Linked DNA regions of Mus musculus: region 2 is linked to region 1. Evidence: chromatin contacts called from ENCODE POLR2A ChIA-PET data. All regions are on one chromosome and are shown on one strand. Each heading gives the region's core, a stretch centred on a gene start or an enhancer-like site at or near the end of the contact. The rest is flanking DNA. Distances are from core to core; before and after follow the strand shown. Region 1 holds the start of Smtn (smoothelin). Region 2 holds the start of Rnf185 (ring finger protein 185).

Region 1 (3,373 bases), core at 621-3,120:
CAGATTTTACTCTTCTGAAAAATGTCTTTCCATCTGATGACTTTCTTTGTACTCATCTTCAATGATGTTTAGCATCCACCTCCGAGGAGCCCTCCAGGATTTCTTCCATCTTAGAAATAACAAGGGGAGGAAAGGTGCTCTGGTTCTAGGCAAAATTCTGCGATAATAGTGCCATTACCACCTTGGGTTTCAACTTCCTTCTTGTAGAATCCGACTGTCTTGCACAGTTGTTATCTTGGCAATCTGACTTTCAGTGCCTGCTGTACATTCACGGGACGTTTTCTCTTCCCTGCCTACATTATAAAGTTCTCACCACTTGCACGGGGTCGCCCTTTGATGCCTAGATCACCATCACCACCACTACCAGATACCTTTTTACATGGCACCATCCCTGGCAAGAAGGAAAAAAAAAAAAAAAAAAAAGGCAAGGTAGGTCAGTCTGGAGACGGGCCAGGGCCTGACAAGCGGTAGGGTGAGGGCGCACAGCGCTAAATAGACAATCCCGGAAACAGGCACCCACCTCGGCCATTCATTGATCTCAGCCAGCGCGAGCAGGCGGTTCACTGGAGCAATCGGCTTCCCACTCAGGTAGGGAAGACTAGGAAACCTCCACAGCCGGCGTCTTCGTCGGTTTGGCGCATTTCTTCTGCCTCCCCCGCAAGGGGCTTCCTTCTCTAGGTCTTATTTTCCAATATATAAGGTGAGAGGACCACCTCTTGGGGCTGTGGGAGGAAACAAAAAGACTTTAAATGGACACAGGTCCTCTCTTTGGGTGTGTAAAGGTTGGTCTTGGAGAAATCTGAGTTGGAGCTCTCTGAGAGACTACAGGAGCCAGCTCAGCCCTACCTCAGTTCCACATTATAGTGTTAGCAGAGATTAGAATCCCTGCTAGGTGGGATGAACCTCGACTCCATTACCCATAGGCTTTTGTCTCATCTGTATAAGGGAACAGTCAAATCTCATTAAGTTGTTATGGATATTATAATCTGATACACAACACACAACACACACACACACACACACAAGAAATACGTTGGTGCTTTTATGGTTTTTATTTGATTTACAGTTTTTATTTATCAAGCTGGACTCCAGACTTTATCTGCCCAGGCTCCACCCTACTTTTTTCTTAGGCAAGACCAGTAGGGCGGCTCCACAGCCTCCAGGATGACAGGGAAGCTTTCCCTCCAGGGTCTGAGCTCTTGGGTCTCCTGGTTGACTCTTTGTATTGTCTCCTTGGGATCTTCAGTTTCCCCCATTTGTTGAGTTGCGAGGTTCATACTCCCTATTTAGAACTTCGGGGGTCTCAGAGGCAGACTTTAAAGAATTTGGGAGAGCATGCTACATATATGAGCAAGGAAGGTACGATATGATTGATCCTGCTCCATCTCAGATGTCCTGGGCGACTCAATAATTGTCAAAATGCTGCTGGTCACCCAGTCTCCTTACCCTGAGGTGGCACAGACCAGGTGTCCCGAAAGCGCCCTTTGAGCGTTGAGTTGACTGGGCAGTCTGTGTACTAAGGCGCCTAGTGGGTGGAGTCCGGAGAAAGGATGTGGTCTCAAGAACAAAAAGGAGGGCAGGGAGGGGCTGTCAGGACCGCTCAGGGCTTACAGGATCCCAAGATACTTATTTGCCCGGTTTGTGGCACATTCCGGACTTTGGCTTAGAGCCTGTATCCTGGTGAAGCCCACCCGAGGATGTCTAGGACCTCGCAACAGCAGTCCCCAAAACTACAATACCCAACATGCCTGTACAGTGAGGGGCTGGAGTCTTTTGGGGGCGGGTCCTAAAAAATTGAATTTTCCCAATGGGACCAGAGCAGGGGCGTGTCTCAACAGAGAATTGGCTGGGACAGCTTGGCAGGGCGGAGCCAGCCATCTGGCTGGCGCCGCGGGACAGGCGTCTGCAGCAGAGTCCAGGGTACGTTGCTGAACCGGCCTGGGCTCCTGGGCTGCGGCTCCTCCCGTCGGTCTGCCGGTCTCTACTGCATCTACCGGGTCCCGACCAAACTAACACGAAACTGCGCCGGAACGGCGGGCCGGACTGAGAGGTGGGTATGAGGATCTCGGGTCTACTCTAGGAGTCCGGATGAGTCCGGGGAAGGGGGTGTGAAACCTGGATGTCTGGACAGGGATTCTGAAACTCCCAGGTCCGGGAACCCTAGCCAAATCACGAGAACTCCAAAGACACATGGTTGAAGTTCTGAGACCCTGGGGAAAGAGTCTTGAAGAGACTCTATGGACTTGGAAGAGGCTTCTCGATCCCCAGAGACACTAATCTATAGGGAGCTGATACCTCGAGGAATCTTTCCCAGATCCTGACCCATCTCTCGCAGGGCCTTAACAATCCCCAGGACTGAAAACTCTGTAGCATGAAGCCATGAGAATGGTGGCAAGCAGTGGCAGGAATTTCTGAGCAGACAGTCCCGAGTATCACCTAGGTTTGGAACTAACAACACCCTTACCCAACATGAAGAAGCATAGCATGTCCACAATACTTAAGATTGGGCACTGGGGAGGGGTAGTTACCCCAGACAGAGTATCTAGACTAGGAGGTAAAGACTCTAGCAGTGCCTTCCAACTCCAACTAGTGCGCACTGGGACTCCCCCAGACCCATTCACCGGATGGGGTGACTCACACCAAGTGACTGTTGTAGAGAGGGAGTGGATGATTTCGGGATGAATCAATGGAGGTGGGGGGTCCAGAGGCCATTTCAGTCACCACATTAGCAAAACATCCAGGTGTGCTAGACCATGGAACCACAAATTCCAGAGACACTGGGGACTCCAGGAAGGAGTGATTTGGGCTAGAGACTGGCACCAGATTTAGGAATCCATTTTGACGGTCAGTGGTTGAACAAGAAACAAACAGCCTGGAGTCTTGGGCAGCATCTTGGAAGGGGACTTCAGAAGGCAGAAGTCACCAAGATTTGTGTTAGGTTCTTTCTGCCCTTTGAGTCTGAGTTTTTCTGACCCCCTGTGATGAATCTTTGACCATCTCCCATCCTCTCAGTTTGCCTGAAGTCCAGAGGTTGGGTGGGTCAGCTTCCCAAGGCCCTTCCAGTTGGAAAGTGAACTGTGAGTGAATTCTGAGTGTGTGAATGGACAGGGAGAGAGGGACACCTGGCTCCCCAAGGTCAGGTCTGCTGACATCAGGGAGGAAAGGAGTCAAAACTGAAGGCTGGCTCCAAGAACTGCCAGACACAGGTAGCTCCCATACCTGTGGGAATGACAGTCTTAGTAAGAATTGGATATGGGCTCAGCCCACAGCCAGACGCCCAGCTTGTGGAGGTGGGTGGAGGGGCAGGCTCGGTGGCCCCTAGAGGTGAGTGGGTATGGCAGGTAACTAGAGACTGGCGTGTACCCCCTGGTGG
Region 2 (3,262 bases), core at 310-2,809, 86 kb after region 1:
GGGCTGTAAGAGACCATGCACCAGTATGGTGGATACTTTTTAGGGACTTTGCTCAGCTTACTAGCCCACTTCCATTCTTGGGTAGTTTTGTTTTTTTATATGTATGAATGTTTTGTCTAGAAGCATATATACTCACATGTTCATGCAGCACCCAGGGAGGCCAGAAAAGGGTATCAGATCCCATGAAACTGGAGTTAGGTAAGGTTGTGAATCACTATGTGTGTGGTTCCTTGGAATCAAACCTGGGTCCTCTGGTTCCCCGTCTTCACAGCTGAACCATCTCTCCAGCCCGTTTTCACCTCCCTCCCTTCCTTCCTCTCTTCTCTCCCTCTCTCTCCCTCCCTTCCTCCTACTCTCTGTTTTTTGTTTTTGTTTTTTTGAGCTGGGTTTCTCTGTGTAGCCCTGGCTGTCCTGAACTTGCTTTGAAGATCAGGCTGTCCTGGAACTCACAAAGATCTGCCTGCCTCTGCCTCCCAAGTGCTGGGATCAAAGGTGTGCACCGCCAATACCACCTGTCCTTTTCCATTTCTTGATAAGTTGTCTAATTTTATTCCATGCCTAGTTTAAAAGGTGTGACCTTTTCTCCATCTTCTGGCAGCTGTTAGAGTTTTCAACTAGCCTTGATTGCTTTTTTCAAACTCTAATAAAGTTGTCCTGAGCTTCCTTTGAGTCTCTTCTAAATTCTTGTATTAATGATACTAAGAACCCCCCAAAGAATCTTACTTTTTCCAGGAACAGAAGGAGGAGGAGTATTCTGACCGATCCCTCAGGTCCCCCACAGGTGGAGCTAGAGATTGATAAGGTCAAGGACTCTGGGGAGAGGATGCAGGCTCACCTGCCATCTGGCGTTTGGGCTTTCACACTGGCAAGCAGAAGCTGAAAGCCATCCAGTACAGGATACAAGGCCGGTGTGCCAGCCCTACCTCAGCTTACACACAGGAATGCTACTGCTACTGCTTGTCCGAGGCAGGACGGAAGTCCCTTCTTGTTCTACAGAATGAGGTGTGCCGGCTCTCCACCCCCCACTCCCCCCACCCCTGCAACAGCACAGCTATGCAGCTTTGTAGGAGCTGCACAGCAAAATCACTCACCTGCACTGAGCACTGTTGCACTGGACTCACATGTTTTTATATATGGAAAGCTAAAACACCAATTTTTCTAGTTATTTTTAAATATAATAAATGCACTTGCTACTGTAAAAAAAAAACAATCCCTCATTGGTTACAAGTTCATCTAATTAGTTTTAAAATAAATTACCATGTATTTATTAAGTGTCTCTGTATACATGTGAAGGTCTGATGACAACTTGCCAGACTCCTTTCCTTCCACCGCTGGGTTTCTGGGGACTGAACTAGAGTTGACAGGCTTGGCAGCAAACATCTTTACCTCTGAACCATCTCATGGGCTCCAATTAGTTATACTCTTATTACCTTTATTATTTTGATACTGAAATTTCACAGATTTGGCTAGTAGAGTCTTCAAGAGAGCTCCTGGGTCGTTTTGCACATTCTCATCCATCACCACTGTTAGCATTCCTTCTAGGCTCCGCCCCACAGTTACCTGGCAACAGCGAGGTATGCCCGGCTTACTATAAAAGGGGCTGTTCGCCCCCTCCTCTCCCTTACTCTTTGCCCCCTTCCCCCTCCGCCCTCTCTCTTCACGCGTTCCTGGCCGGCCTCTCTCCCTTCTCCTCATTCTCTACTCCCTTTCCTACTCCACTTCCCATGCCTCCTCCTCCTGTTCTTCTTCTTTATAAAACAGAACAACCACTGACCTTACTTTCTTGTACAAGGCATTCCAAACTGGTATTTCTAGAACTGGCTTTTTCATCCGCCCATTATTTTTGCGACACGGTCCCATGTATCCCAAGCCTGCTTCGAAAACGACATTGAAGTTCTGACCCATCACCCGAATGAATGCTATGATTAGCTGGCGGGTACGCACATATTTATTCCCACGTCTTCACGCGGGCGAGGCGAGCTCGCCCATCCACCGAGCTGCCTTCCCTCCTCTTCCAGCGCTAGGAAACCCTACGGAAAGACCAGACGCCCTCCCCTTCCTGTCCCGGGGCGGAACTTACCAGCCGGGCGCCTGGGCCGGAGAGCAGCGCTGCACACCAGCCTTTTCCGGCTGGAACCGGAAGTTGTTCTACTAGAGGCGGCTCCGCGTCAGGTGACCAAGTTCCCGGTAGGAGGGGTCGGAGGTTCAATCTTTCTGACTGACGCGTCTCTAAGACTGGCTCGGCTACTCCGGGACGGGGGAACGGACAGCTGGCGTCGCTGGCGCTCGCTCTACCGCGGCGGCAGGTAGGTGACGAGCTGGGACGGCGGGCCCGGGAGGCATGGGACCCCCTTCCCAGGCTCAGGGATCTGAAGCCAAGGGCCAGGAGTCATCCAGTCTGGCTCTGTCCAGGTCCCAGAAGGAAGGTCAGACTGGCATCCGTGGGTACAGATTGGGCAAACTAAGGCCCCAGAAAAGGGAAAGAAGGGTGCGCACAAGCTCCCCTTCCAGACGGGGCTCGTCCTGACTCCCGTAGCCTCGGGGGCGGGACCGCCTCTCTCGTGGGTGGCGATTTGGTGGAGTGGAAAGATGAGGAATGCGGTGAACAGATTTGGGGTGAAGCGTAGGAGACCTGGACTTGAGTTCGCTGCCTGCAGCTCACTGTGCGTTCGAGGCCAAGTCTTTGACCTCCCTGAACCTAGTTCCCACAGCTGTACAACCGGGCACAGCTGTCTCAAAAGCGTGGGCCTCCACAGCACCTGCTCCGAAACCCTCCGGGATGCCGGCTCTCCAGCCCTGGGCTTTTCCCACAGCTTGTTTCGAATCTGGGTCTGGATCCTAGGAAACCTTATTTTGAACGTTCTCCTCTGGAGTCCTACTCGTGTTTGAAGCCTGCTCATCCGAAGTGCGGTCCCGCTGTGAATGCGGTACTCGATTCGAGGCAGCTGGAGCCGGCTCGATTCTATGAAACTTCTAGCTTAGGAAAGAACGCCGGAGGAGAATAACTAACTATCTTTAAAAGCTGGCGCGGGGTGGGGGTGGGGGTTGGGTGGGGGAGTTATGGCAAAGAGGCCTCCTGCTTGATCTTTGTAGCTGAAAGAGGTACAGCTACGATTAATAGGTAGGTTCTAGGGGGAAGACACATGTGTACTTACTATTAAGAATTTAACGGAAGAATTATCAGAGGTGACGACTGATGGGGATTGACTGTCTCCTTGGGAAAGGAAGTATACAGGAGGCGGCCCTTTCCAATTTAAAAGGC

What was found. ChIA-PET counts read pairs that join two places held with the same protein, here RNA polymerase II (POLR2A).
Region 2: POLR2A ChIA-PET joins it to region 1 with 15 read pairs in embryonic stem cell. The contact joins the promoter of Rnf185 here to the promoter of Smtn in region 1. POLR2A ChIA-PET finds 5 or more read pairs at or near these places in 2 of 5 experiments (Patski and embryonic stem cell).

Annotation. Positions count from the first base shown.
Region 1 is chr11:3,537,789-3,541,161 of GRCm38, reverse strand. Smtn (smoothelin) reads left to right here and starts at 1,870. Exons shown (of 20, transcript NM_001284427.1): 1 at 1,870-2,050. It overlaps Gm11946 (a long non-coding RNA gene), which reads right to left. Exons shown (of 6, transcript XR_001780145.2): 3 at 1,447-3,373; 4 at 521-722; 5 at 1-391.
Region 2 is chr11:3,451,253-3,454,514 of GRCm38, reverse strand. It overlaps Rnf185 (ring finger protein 185), which reads left to right and starts at 1,559. Exons shown (of 7, transcript NM_001290472.1): 1 at 1,559-2,306. It overlaps 8430429K09Rik (RIKEN cDNA 8430429K09 gene), which reads right to left and starts at 2,078. Exons shown (of 4, transcript NR_028317.1): 1 at 1,775-2,078.